2 separate regions of the Homo sapiens genome follow, and region 2 is linked to region 1. A link is a contact called in ENCODE Hi-C or POLR2A ChIA-PET data. All regions are on one chromosome and are shown on one strand. The core of a region is the stretch at or near the end of the contact, and the rest is flanking DNA. Distances in the headings are between cores, read along the strand shown. Region 1 has its middle 210 kb from the start of USP25. Region 2 overlaps USP25 (ubiquitin specific peptidase 25).

Region 1 (6,825 bases), core at 1,400-3,899:
GAATAATAAATTTAAGATTATTTTAGTGACTCATTCCAAAATTTGAGGTAATCTGCTTTTCTTCTGACAATAAAAAGAGGGTAAATCGGCTTAATACTATGGGTCAGGGTGGAGGCCCAGCATGGCCCTGTGATATTCTAACCCTTGTGGGTGTGAGTTCTCATTGAGTACGCTGTCCTTGCCTTCCATTCCTTGCTATTGCAGTGTCATGCAGCTTACTTGCTCTCTGCCCTGTGCCACAGGCCTTCTCTCACTCGGTAGCTGACCCTTCATGTGTTTAGCTCCAATGGTTTGGAATCCTTGCTTTCTTTTCTCACCCTCTGAATCACTTATTATCTTCCTAATTAAAGCACCTCTTCATTAGCATATGATGAAATGCATGGAGTAGTGTGGGGCACCTTGTTTTAAAAGGCCTACTAATGACACATAAGCAAGATTCTCCCTCCCAGTACCAATGTCTCGGCCCCTGTGACTCATGATCTAGCTGTCTAGTCCTCTCTATCTCTATTTCTATTTTATTTATTTCTTAGAATCCATAGCTTTTTCCATATTTACCATCACCTTGAACTAGGAAAATGAAGTATGGAAAATAATTAAACCATTAAAATGTTAATATTTTTCTATACTAGCTTTCCTGCAGCTGGAATATAATGAGCTAATGAAGCCAAAATTTTTTTCAATTTTATTTTTTAATCCTATGCTATATAGTTTGAAATAGCAAAGAGCAAAATCAAGGTTGTAAAAAGATGTACAATGGGTGATTGAGAAGATACTCTAATGGAAATATGGGTTATAGTTAATGCTGTGTTTGTTCATTTTTAAAATATCATTTAGCACTTACTATGTTCTAAATCTTTGGGATACAACAGTGAATGAAACAGATAAACATATTCTAGAGAATTAATGCAGAGAGTATTGTTAAATAATTCAGAATAACATTTAAATTATGTTTAATAACATAATTTCAGACCCAACATATAAAAACAAACTGATTTTGTAAAATAACATTAAACATTATTTGGGTACTCAATAAATTGGAGTGCATCTGCTTGAAATATAAGAGACTTATGACATCCTGGAGAATGTTAGCTAGCTTCCTATTGGGGGAAAAGTATAATTTGATATAGTGTTCTTAATATTTTTAGGAATTCATATTCTCTTTAATTCTGTCAACGTGCTTCTAAGTACTGAAAATCATATTAGGAAAAAGCTGGCATTCAAACATGCCATAATCATTATTTTTAGTCTAAATTTTTCTGTATTTGAAGGACTTACTCCTTGAGCAAGTGCTTACTAAGGAATCCTTTTTATAAAGTAAAATACAACCACATATTAAGACACAGTTGTTCTAATCATGCATGTGGCTATTTTATTATGGCTGTTATATAAACACTACACCATATTTCGCCAACAGAAATGCAAAAACATTATGAAAGTGTTACTTCTGATCAGATATGTATCTGAAGCCGTTGAGTTTTTATATCAGGGATTGTATTATTCTGGCCACCTGGGGAAATAAGCAGCCAGGAAAATCTGGCTTGGACTGGGACAAGACTAATGCACTAATACTTATTTATGAAAGCATCATATATTCTGCTCTTCCGTGAATTATTGCAGTAAGAGTTTCACTGCAGTGTACATAAGGTGAAAATAAAAGCTGGAATGCTTCACTATGTGAATGTGCCACAACCTACCACTGAAGAAAGGTTAAGGATTTTTCTTTGATTTTTTAAAAAACTAAAACAAATTTATTTAGAGTCTCAATTATTGCTCAGTTAGGATAGAGACCTTTCAGCAGGGTAATATGTTGTTGCATGAGCAGATTTTTTTAACAGTAAAAAAGAGTATTCACTGAGGTTTTATGAAGATTAATCGATACTCTGGATAGATATTAGATTAACAGTCTTCAGATCCATTAGAAAAAGATGGGCTCAGATAGTTTAATTTAATATTTTTCATTTTCCAAAGATTATTCATGTGAATATCCTTGATGAGTTCATTGTTGTCTTCAAGAAAAAGCCCGCGCTTCCTTTTAGAGCTATATAATCAAATGACCCATCAAATTAATTAATAGAATTTTAATCTAGTGCAGCTAGCATGCTAATTAACTTGTCAAGTATGTACACAAAGTCTCCATGAAAGTTATTTTTGAAAGTCTTTGCAAGTGTGTTATGTGTGATTGCAAGTGCATGCAGTACCTTTGAAGCAATACACAAGAACCTTGGAAGGAACAATAGCTGGTTCCACTGAAGGAGGAGAACTGGGCAGCTGAGAAGCAAGGGAAAAGGAAGACAGACATTTTAAATTATGTGTCTTTTGTATTTTGAGTTCTGTTCCATTAGCATATATTACTATTTTTAAAATTGTTTTAATTAAATATTTGCCCAAGATGCAACAAAAGAAAGAGAAAGGTAAGAGAGGGACAAGAAAAGGGTAAAAAAGGGGATGTGAGAGGGGAGGAAGAGAGAAGCAGGGAACGCTTAACATGCTGTTGTAACCCACTATTACAAAAATACCCTAATCTGAGATCCTCTTTCCTTCCTACTCTTCTCCCCATGAAAGTTCCACTCAAACTAATCTGAATCTAGTTCAAGTCCTCATCATCTCTCGCCTGGTTGACTGCCACAGACTTCTGTCTTCCCTGACTCTGATGTTATCTGAACCATCTGCAGAATAAAGATCTCTGCCTGCCCCGCCTCCATCATTCTCATTTCCTCCTACCTTACGCTTGAAACTCTAGCAACACTCAACTGCTTGTTTCTTTTTCAGCAGTGCATGTATTTCCTGTTCTTCATGCTATTGCTCCTGTGGTTATCACCACTTCAAACATGCTATGGCCTTCCTTTGCATTTATGACATTGTATTGTAATTATCTGTTTGTGTGAATATTTTCCTCCCTGGACTGCAATGGACTTTATTTACATTAGCAGGATCAGGGTCCACTCTTCTGTCAACACGTAAGGCTGCTCAACACGTATTGATCAACACTGGGAAAGACAGCGTCCTCCACCTAACTCTCTGAGATCTTATGAAAGGCATTTTAGCTGCTATTTCCCTATTTCATAAATGTAAACAGCACAATATACCAAAATAATTCATCTCTTGTGAGATTATCCACTAGTTAATGTTTCCATTCTATCTAGAACCCAAATGTGCTAGTATCCATATCATCACCGTTGACTTCCTCACATTTTTATTATGGAATTTGTCCAACCTACTCAAAAGTAGAGACAATAAGTAATGAGCCCCATGTGCCAATATCTTGACAGTTTCATTTCATGTATTCCCCAAACACCGATGTTTAAAGCAAGTCTCAATCACTGGAACGTTTTACCTGTAAACACTTAATTATACTTCTCTATCACAATAAGGATTTTTTAAACATAATGACCGTGACAGTGATTGATAGTCTATCTATGACATTATAATCTGTTTTAACATTTTAAATAATTATATTAGGAAGTCTAAATTCCAAAATCATTTTCAATCTGTTTAAATAATTGGGGCATCACTATACTTTTTGGACGTTTCTCTTCAGTAACTGGAAAGGGTTCGGCAAAGATTAACAATCTGCATTTTTGCAGATGGACAAGTACTGTGTGTTCAGGTCAGGCCTGAAGAGTATTAAAAGAACTCTGAGGAGGATGTTTCAAATATCCTGGCTATGCCACTCAAACTAATGCTATTAATCGGCTCCTACCTCTCCCTCAACTCTCATAGACACTAAATTCCTATCTATAACTTTTCAGCAAATATTATTCTCTTTACTTGAGTTATCAAAGATAGCCCCAGAGCAATGAAACTATTCAGTTCCAAAACCATCACATTTACTACGATTGTCACAACAATAATCCTTTCCTAAACGTATACATTGTTTTAAATGTCTCAGGACACTCAGAGTCAATGTTAGTTTAATTTAGTTACTTTAAAAAACGAAAGTTGAAGTCAATAAATCTCACCATGGGCAACCTGTTTCCTAGCTTGGGCTGCAGACACAACAATTTATCTCTTGGAGTTACCCGTAACTCTCTGGAGCTATATTTGTGACTGTCCTAGGAATATTAGCTAAAGCCCAACAAAGAGGTGAAAGTTCTGTTGCAGTCAAAGTGATACTTGTCCTTACAGAGAGTTAAAATAATATATCATAATAATAGAAATATAAAAAATATAGTAGGCATGTATATTTATATATGTGAAAGACTGAATACATATGAGTAGAAAATTAATGCCAATAATACTCAATGTACATTACTCCTCCTATCATAACAATATGTATAACTGCCTAATAAATACTTCATATGACATAAAAAAAGAAAAAGAAAATTAATGCCAATAATCCAACTAAATCCATCAATCATTGAAAAAATTGTACATTTTTCTATTGTTTCAAATCTGCTGATTTTTCTGGTTATGTATGTACTCTTTAGAGAATGTTAAAAAAATGTGTTAATGCTGACAATTAACTTTTAGGAAAAATAAAACCAGAAACAAAAAATCCTGTTGTAATATCCTAGTAACGCCTAAAGAAAATATCAACAATTACTTTGTTTTGCTTTGTTTTGTTTTATTTTTCTTTTAAGCTGAATAAACCATACGAGCCTATTGCTTGGTTTGTCACCAGTAGATGCTGATCATATTACATAGTTTGGCAATGGTTTTTAATACAGATACAAACATACATATAATTTGGCATGAGTAAAGGAGAAGCAGTAATTACATAATTTAAACTGCTTACACTTAAGTAAGTATAGATGAAACATTAATGAACCATGCCATGGAAATACTTTTGACTGCTTAAACATTATTTTCAAATTTGCTTTTGAAAAACTAACTTTGAAATATTTAATCTGCTGAGAGCTAAGCCATCAGTTTTTGTGAGTTTATATACAATAGGAAGGACAAAGTATGACAGAATGATCTCCAGGTTAAGGGAAATCTTACATAATTTTTACTACTACTGATGCTAAGCTTTCTCTTTGGGTAGTTTCCCAATGGCATTTTAATTTACTTTATTTGACTTCACAATGCTTAGGAGTTGGGCAAAGTCCATTATTACCCATTATTCTCTGAAGTTCAGAAAAATTGCAAAATGCATAACTTCTGGTATGCTGGAAATTTATACACCTTCATCAAGGTGTTGGTTACATTAGTGTAAACTACGTAAATTTCCATCAAGCTATACAATTACAATTAATGTAAGCTATACTTTAATAAAAATATTAAAAAGAAATACACTCAGTGACAAACTGAGTAAACTAGAGAGGCTTTCATATACTGTGTAACAATATTTAAATCCTATTAAGGAGATAGCCTCTAGAAGCTTCTTCCTGAAATAATATGACTATTTAGTTAGACAGAAAAACAAATGAACTTCCACTAAAGTGGTAGGAAATTTTACTGACCGCACCTTGCTAAACAAAATGCAAGATAATTTTCTTTTCTAGTAGTCAATGTCCACAGCCCTCATAGAATAAGATAATGCAAAAGATGATTTTATTGACTATTCACTGCAATACCTAATTACATAAGTAGCTGCTCATTTAGAAAAATAATCCAACTAGTCATTCCCTTTTTTTCTGTGGGATTCGGCTGTTCTAATTCTTGGCCCAATGGACCAAGAAGGTGGTCATGAATCAACAAATTATTTTGCCTGCTTAAATTGCATGAATTTACAAATTGGTTATTCAGAATTAATGTGAAAAAATTTGGAGAGTGTGTTGGGTCAGTGTATAATGAGACATCTGTAGCTTTATGGTAGTGGGGGCAGAGTGGAGTGGGCTGATGGGCCTTTCTGTAGCCTTATGAGGCAGAAGTTACAGAGCATTCAAATACTTTCTCTAGTGAAAATGTATGGTGCCCAAGTTTAATATGTCCTACTGCTCTATTTTGGTAAACACTGCATGAGTCACTAAACCATAGAGAAAGATTTCAGAGAGGTTACATGGGTAGTGGCTATAGCTGACATAGGTTATCATGTCAAAGGATATTTCAGCCACAGCTAACATATAGAAGAGTCACACAAAAACATGCCTCTATAAATGAATATTTGCAGATCTGGTAGGGCTTGGGCACTGGAACTAACATATTCTAAACTGGGATAGCAATACTCTAACAGTAAGATGAAAAAAGTACAAACCTTTATCAAATTGTGTATCTTTTTGTATAGCTTCACTTAAAGAATATTAGTTATATACTCAGGATGTTCCAAGAGAATGAATTGAGAAGGAGCTATCTTGGAAATTTAAGAATAACGTTAATCCAAGTGACTTCTAGACCTATAAATAGTAAAAAATGCATCTCAACATAATATGCATCTGGAATTACCTATTGACTCTTCATTGATATTTCTGTGGGGTGGGGGGAGGGGGGAGGGATAGCATTAGGAGATATACCTAATGTAAACGACGAGTTAATGGGTGCAGCACACCAACATGGCACTTGTATACATATGTAACAAACCTGCACGTTGTGCACATGTACCCTAGAACTTAAAGTATAATAAAATATATATATATATATATATATATATATATAAAGAAACTTGGTTCCTCAGGCAGCAGAGATCAATGGAGACTTTCAGCACGGAAGTGGCCTATCAGGTCTGTCTTTTCAGAAGAACACTGTAATAGAACAGTGCACGCTGCTCACTTCCTTCATTGTAAACCCAAACCATGGTTCTTTAAGTTCAAGTGCAATAACTTTGGAATAACAAGGTATCAGTCATCTCAATTACCACCCATAGTACTATAAATGAGTGCCATCTTTCTGAAAAGCAGTTTGGTGCCTTAGATGTCTTCAAATATGCATGCCCTATTGTCCTGGAAA
Region 2 (6,825 bases), core at 2,376-4,875, 310 kb after region 1:
TTCATAAATTAGTATGAAATCCAGCAGAGGAGCTAAAGCTAAAACAGGAAAACACCATTTTTTCATTTTTAGTATGAGAGTTGTGACGATTTATGATATAAATTTTTTTTTGAGTACTCCCTCTCATAAGTTATTTTATCACAGGATTTTGATGCTTTGGTTAAGTATAAGTGCCATTCAACATCACGTTGAAGAAGACAGAGAAGACTTGAGCTACTAAGTCATGGTTTTAACCAGTGTCTTTTTCTTTGGGCTAGAAATTCTAATGTAAAGAATTATTTTCGAAGGATAGTTGTGAGATTTCTTTTTTTCCTGATCATATATTATACCCACTCTTGGAATTTTCAAGAGGTGTGGAAAACTTTTAGAAAGAGGTTGAGTTTTAACTAAACTGTGTACCCAGTTACTTGTCAGGTCCGCATTGTGGTGATACATATAACAATGTCAGTGCCCACATCCTGTGCCTAAGATTGCAGTGAAGAAAACAAAGGTGGTATTAAAGTTTTTGTTATTGTTTTATTTCCTTTCAGCATTGGTTTACTGAATTACCACCTGTGTTAACATTTGAATTGTCAAGATTTGAATTTAATCAGGCATTGGGAAGACCAGAAAAAATTCACAACAAATTAGAATTTCCCCAAGTTTTATATTTGGACAGGTATGGTTTGATATACTGCATGACTTAGTTTGAAACAGTTTAGTAAGGGAGAAAATATTGTTTAGAGGAAAATTCTGCATAATTTTCTTAGAATTAATTTCTACTTTTGCATAATATACCTAATACCATTTGTCAAGGTAGATGAAATTTACTTTGTATTAGAAAAGTATAGTTTTTGGGAATAATGTTATAAGGAAATTTAAAAAAGATGAATTTTGTAATCTTAAAATTCAGAATTTTAAAAAATACCATTTTGTATTATCTACCTTACATCTTATACAATTTTGAATGAATTGATGCTTTGTGGTGATGTCTGTACTTAATATTGTATCTATCTATCTTTCTGTCTTTCTTTCTGTCTCTCTGTCTTCCTGTCTTTCTGTCTTCCTGTTTTCCTGTCTTTCTTTCTTTTGTTTTTTTCTGTCTGTCTTTCTGTCTATCTTTCTGTCTTTCCTTCTTTTTTGTTTTGAGACAGAGTCTTGCTCTGTCGCCCAGGCTGGAGTGCAGTGGTGCGATCTTGGCTCACTGCAAACACCATCTCCTGGGTTCAAATGATTCTCCTGTCTCAGCTTCCCGAGTAGCTGGGATTACAGACACCCACCATCGTGGCTGGCTAATTTTTGTATTTTAGTAGAGACGAGATTTCACCATGTTGGCCAGGCTGGTCTTGAACTCCTGACCTCAGGTGATCCTCCCGCCTTGGCGTCCCAGAGTGGTAGGCCGGGTACGCTGGCATCTGGCCATATTGCATCTACTTTCATGATATTCGGAAATGCTAATGATTACCTTTTTCTGATAGATACATGCACAGAAACAGAGAAATAACAAGAATTAAGAGGGAAGAGATCAAGAGACTGAAAGATTACCTCACGGTATTACAACAAAGGCTAGAAAGGTATTTTAACTTTTATGAAATTAGGAGATAATTATCAGAAACCATGTATTTGGTGACTAGATTTTTAATTTCAAATTTGCTTTGAGTGATTTATAATTTTAGGAGTAGTTAATATTGTGTGAATAGTTTTGAGTTTTGCTTGAAACTAAAAATCTATAGTAGACTTTAAAAAATTATTCTAGTGTTTAAAATTAAATATCTCATTGTCAACAGGTAATGTTCCTACTGCTGAAAATAGATACAAAGTTAAATGAATATAGTTTTGACCTTCCTTTTTGCATGAAACTAAAGATTACTCTTGAGATTTTCATTAAAATGAATGGTATCTGAGTTTTTCTCCTTAAAACAGGATACAAACTCAGCTGCCTACCAAGTCTTCTCAGCAGCTTCGTAAAGGAGGAAATTGTGTCAGGTGTAAGATGGTATGTGCCGGGAGCCTAGAGAGCAATCTGTGTGTACAGGGAATGAATGCCATTCCATACCAGTGGATGGTACCATGTATGAGTATGGCCTCACTGTTGTCTATTGATTTGGATCATTTCTAAAAGACGTCAGAATCTGGACTGAGAAATGTTCTACAGGCCAGACAGAAATCTAAAGGCTGAAATGTCACAAGTCATTTCAGTTTGCAAACCCCAATCTGCTCTGCATTCCCCTATTTTAGGAATTTTCAAATTAGTAGTCTAAAACTTCTTACATCAAATAGTATATTGTATTTTAATGATTTTTATTCTTAAAAAGTATGAATAATCATATTGAAACATGATTAGTGGTAAAAGATAGGAGGATAGTACACATCACTGTCTTGATCATGAGACCAGATGCCAGATCTAAAAATAAAAACAGTCTCAGGAGATGTCAGTTTTCATCTTCCTATTGAGTTACAATTTAGAACAGCATTTACAGATTATAACAGTATATACTCACATTCAGTCCCAATCGGCCTTGGTTTCCTGTCTTTGGGGAACTTTTAATGTTTTTCTTAAGTGTATATTCAGTTTTACCATCTTCGTTTTAAAGCAAATGAATTTTATTGCTGAGGAAGTTTTATTGAAGTATCGTATCACGTTTTATAATAATAATAAAGGCCCAAATATGCTGTATATAGAAATAAAAGCATTTGTACATTTTATGATTAACAGATATTTAAGCTATGGTTCCGGTCCCAAACGATTCCCCTTGGTAGATGTTCTTCAGTATGCATTGGAATTTGCCTCAAGTAAACCTGTTTGCACTTCTCCTGTTGACGATATTGACGCTAGTTCCCCACCTAGTGGTTCCATACCATCACAGACATTACCAAGGTAAAAAGTAATCCTGATGCAAGAGACAGTTGTTACCTTTATTACACAATAATGTAACTGCTGCCTTTAAAGACAGTTTCTATAAAATGTATGCTTTGATTTACTTCAGTGAACTCCTAAGAGTAGATTCACTTAGAAGACTGTATGTCCTCTGGGAGTTTTTTTATTATTTCAGTAGATTTTATGGTTATGGATTAAAATTTTAATCACATTTTTTTTCAGTTCAGAATTATACTTTAGCATGTTTTGGTATGTACATATATAAGATTCAGCATTTTATGATCCATAAAAATAGTACTATCAAATTAGAATTTGTTTCTGTAATGTAAGCTGATAAGCCAGGGAAAATAATATCACCATGCGTAAGATTTTCTTGTTTTTTAGAAATAAATATGATTAAGCTGTTTTAACTCTAAAGCTACAACTTCATCTTATAATAATTTAGTTCTTATGTATTAAAAATCTCATTTGGATGTTAGATCAATCCACATATTTCTTTAAGATTTTTTCTTTTGAATTACAAGCCAATTTAATACTGTGGGTTTGGCACGATCTTTGTCAAGAGTTTCAGCTTGAAAGGTTAATAAGAAATACTCTATGCTTTGATACAGCACAACAGAACAACAGGGAGCCCTATCTTCAGAACTGCCAAGCACATCACCTTCATCAGTTGCTGCCATTTCATCGAGATCAGTAATACACAAACCATTTACTCAGTCCCGGATACCTCCAGATTTGCCCATGCATCCGGCACCAAGGCACATAACGGAGGAAGAACTTTCTGTGCTGGAAAGTTGTTTACATCGCTGGAGGACAGAAATAGAAAATGACACCAGAGGTAAGAAGTGTCTCATAGCATGGTTACTGTCACCTCAGATGGATATGTGTAATGTTAATATTGAGAAGGGAAATCACGTCTGGATTTTATATTTAAATATTATAGTCATTTTTCTTTTCCAGAAAGGGTTTTAAGATAAACTAGTTTGGCTCCCCATTTTTATAATCTCAATATCAGGTTCACAGGGACCAAAAGATTTTCCCTGGATTGCTTAGCTGATTAATGACATAGCAGATGGCCTGATTTTCTAGTTTGCTGCTCTAAATTTATATCAAACTGGTATTCACAGTTACTCCATTGGAGAAATGTCATACAATATCAATGTTTGTACATATCAATTAGGTACTAAATCTAAGTTTGCACAGGGAGTTCCGGTGATTAAAAAATTTTCTTTGGGCTTAAGAATTAGAAATGTGAATTTTAATTTTTAATAGCTCTAACAGATTTATGAGTATCTATGATCCCATTACTAGTCTGTAACAGAGTTTTTACTGGCATGCAGCAAAATAAGAAAAATAAGGACAGTGCTCTGGGTGGGGTGTGTGCACTTGTGTGCGTGTGCGTGTGTGTGTGTGTGTGTGTGTGTGTGTGTGTGTGTGTGTCAAGTTGCCATCTGTCCTTTCTTGGAAGGAACTCTCTTTTATTCTTTTCTATTCTATTTTTTCTTTTTTTTCAGAATAAGTTATTCTGAACTTTTCTCTTTCCTACTTTGCTGCTGTTAAAGTGTACTTAAAAAAATGGATTATGGTAGATTTTATTACATTTTTTTCCTTAAATGTGAAAATATAATTCCCTATTATCATTCCCCAATTTTATGCTGATTTATTGATTTTTGAAAAAAATGAACTATGTGACATGGTTGGAATTATATTGAACAATATTGATTGTTGGATATTATATGACCAACTTAACTCTTTATAGACAATATTTGAAAAAGAATGGCCCTAATTTAGTAAGAAGTACATAAGGTATGATGGTGACTAACAGCATTAGTAGCTGTCAAGATTTTCTTTAGTATTTTTCAAATAAGAGGGAATTTTTAAAAATATTTGAACTCATTAACAAACATTAATCAAGCAAATAGTGTTGATGAAGCACTATATTAGGCGTTGGGTAATTTTCTACTCCTCATGGCAGGTTGTTTTTAAAAGATTACATTCAGAGGAGTGGAAGCTAGGAAGCTTTTGACACCTAAGTAGTGGCATTGAGGGAGGGAAGAAGTGAATGTACTTAAAATACTCTTTGGAGACAACTGACAGATGTGGGTCATTGGCTAGAGGTAAGAGAGAGGGACGAATCGAATGATTCTCTCAGTTCATAATGGTATGAATAACCAAATAGAATGTATTTTGGAAAAAAGGTAAAGCAGTGGGCAAAGAGGTTCCCACTCAGGGGAGGAAAGAGAAATATGATGAGTTCTCTTTTGGCCATTTTAAGTTTGAAGAGCTTTTTTGAGACGGAGTCTCGCTCTGTCACCAGGCTGGAGTGCAGTGGCATGAACTCGGGCTCACTCCAGCCTCTGCCTCCCAGGTTCAAGCGATTCTCCTGCCTCAGCCTCCCAAGTAGCTGGGATTACAGTTGTGTGCCACCACACCCAACTAATTTTTGTATTTTTAGTAGAGATGGGGTTTCACCATGTTGGCCAGGGTGGTCTCAATCTCTTGACCTTGTTATCCGCCCACCTCAGCCTCCCAAAGTGCTGGGATTACAGGCGTGAGCCACCATGCCTGGCTGTTAAGATTTTTATATGTAATACTATGGATCAGGAAAGAAGGTTTTCCTCAGGATATTTTTTTTCTTTCTTTCATCCATATTGATGTTAGCAGTTAGCATTATTTTGTAAACTATTGTGTAATATTCCAACACACGGGTATGATGTAATTCATTTAATTCCCATATTGATATTTCCTAAATAGTGCTGGTCTTCGATATACATATTTATACACTTCTGTAAGTAGGATATGTTCTTTTTTATGTTCAGGGGTACATGTGCAGGTTTGCTATAAAGGTAAATTACATGTCTTGGGGGTTTGGTGTAAGATTATTTCATCATGCAGGTAATAAGCACAGTACCTGATAGGTGGTTTTTCCATCCTCACCCTGCTCCCACCCTCCACCCTAATGTAGGCCCCAATATCTGTTGTTTCCTTATGTCCACCATTTCTGGTTCAGAGTGTGTATATTTTAAATTTTGACGACTGTTTTAAAATTGTCACTCCAAAACATTAAACCAGTTTGCATTCCCACTGTGTGAGAGAGCCTGTCTCCCAGTATCCTCCCTAGCCCTGGACACTTTTTAGTAGTTTTTCACAATTGAAAAACTGGTATTTTAGTGTTTTGATTTGCATTCCCTTAGCTTCGAGTGAAGTTGGATATTTATATTGTTCTGTAAATTTCTTGTTTGTGACATTTGCCCATTTTTTAAGTATTGAGCTATTTGTATTTTTCTTATTACTTAATAGAAAGTTTAATGTATTGTGGATATTAACACTTTACCTATAATATCACATATGCTGCAGATATTATTTTCCCAGTTTTTCATTTGATTTTATGTTGGTTTTGTTTTCTTTTTATAATGTAGATTTTTTAAAGTGTTGGGCAGGGAGGATCTTATCTTTTCCTATAAGGTTACTAGTTTTCTGACAGGCTTAAGACAGGTCTTTCCCCACTCTAAAGTTAGCCAGTTTCTTTTATAGTTTTTCAAGGTTTCTTCCTGATTGGTTCAGCAGCTTCACAATATGATGTGGTTACAATCTAACCGTTTCCTTATTGACAGATATTTAGGTTATCTCTTTTTTAAAAATTATTGTGGACAATATGACTGTGAACATCCCTATCTGAACAATTTTGTAGGATTATTTTCTACTAGAAGTAGAAATAATTGTCATGGGAGTGCCATAATTTTATTTTCACTGGTGATTATAGTCGATTTTTATTCAGTTATGTGTGTGTACAAGATATGTGGTGAACATGTTTTACTTTGTTCTTAAGTTTACTTGTGTTATAGCAATATGTAAGGAAGCTTAGCTTTCATTTTCATTGAAACTCTCCTTTATAGATTTGAACAAAATTCACTTTTATTGGCTCTGCACATTTTCTAGATAAATCATATTTGTGTTGTTTTTAAAGT

What was found. Hi-C counts contacts between places; a loop is a spot of excess contacts on that map. ChIA-PET counts read pairs that join two places held with the same protein, here RNA polymerase II (POLR2A). Pooled maps may share reads with other maps.
Region 2: a map of naive thymus-derived CD4-positive, alpha-beta T cell shows a loop between it and region 1 (6-fold over the local background). The contact joins two enhancer-like sites. A Hi-C loop is called at or near these places in 6 of 168 maps with a recorded cell type or tissue (CD4-positive, alpha-beta memory T cell, CD8-positive, alpha-beta T cell, IMR-90 and 2 more), 3 of 37 single-sample maps with no recorded cell type and 15 of 50 pooled maps. POLR2A ChIA-PET finds 5 or more read pairs at or near these places in 1 of 52 experiments (PC-3).

Annotation. Positions count from the first base shown.
Region 1 is chr21:15,511,667-15,518,491 of GRCh38, forward strand. No RefSeq gene overlaps it. Among named protein-coding and RNA genes, the nearest start is that of USP25, 210 kb to the right of the region's middle. Within about 2 kb of position 2,650, at least 6 of the 41 ENCODE cell types and tissues checked have a DNase peak (open chromatin) inside an H3K27ac peak, as active enhancers do.
Region 2 is chr21:15,823,509-15,830,333 of GRCh38, forward strand. It overlaps USP25 (ubiquitin specific peptidase 25), which reads left to right. Exons shown (of 26, transcript NM_001283041.3): 11 at 531-658; 12 at 1,458-1,553; 13 at 2,696-2,857; 14 at 3,469-3,695. Among named protein-coding and RNA genes, the nearest start is that of USP25, 97 kb to the left of the region's middle. Within about 2 kb of position 3,626, at least 4 of the 41 ENCODE cell types and tissues checked have a DNase peak (open chromatin) inside an H3K27ac peak, as active enhancers do.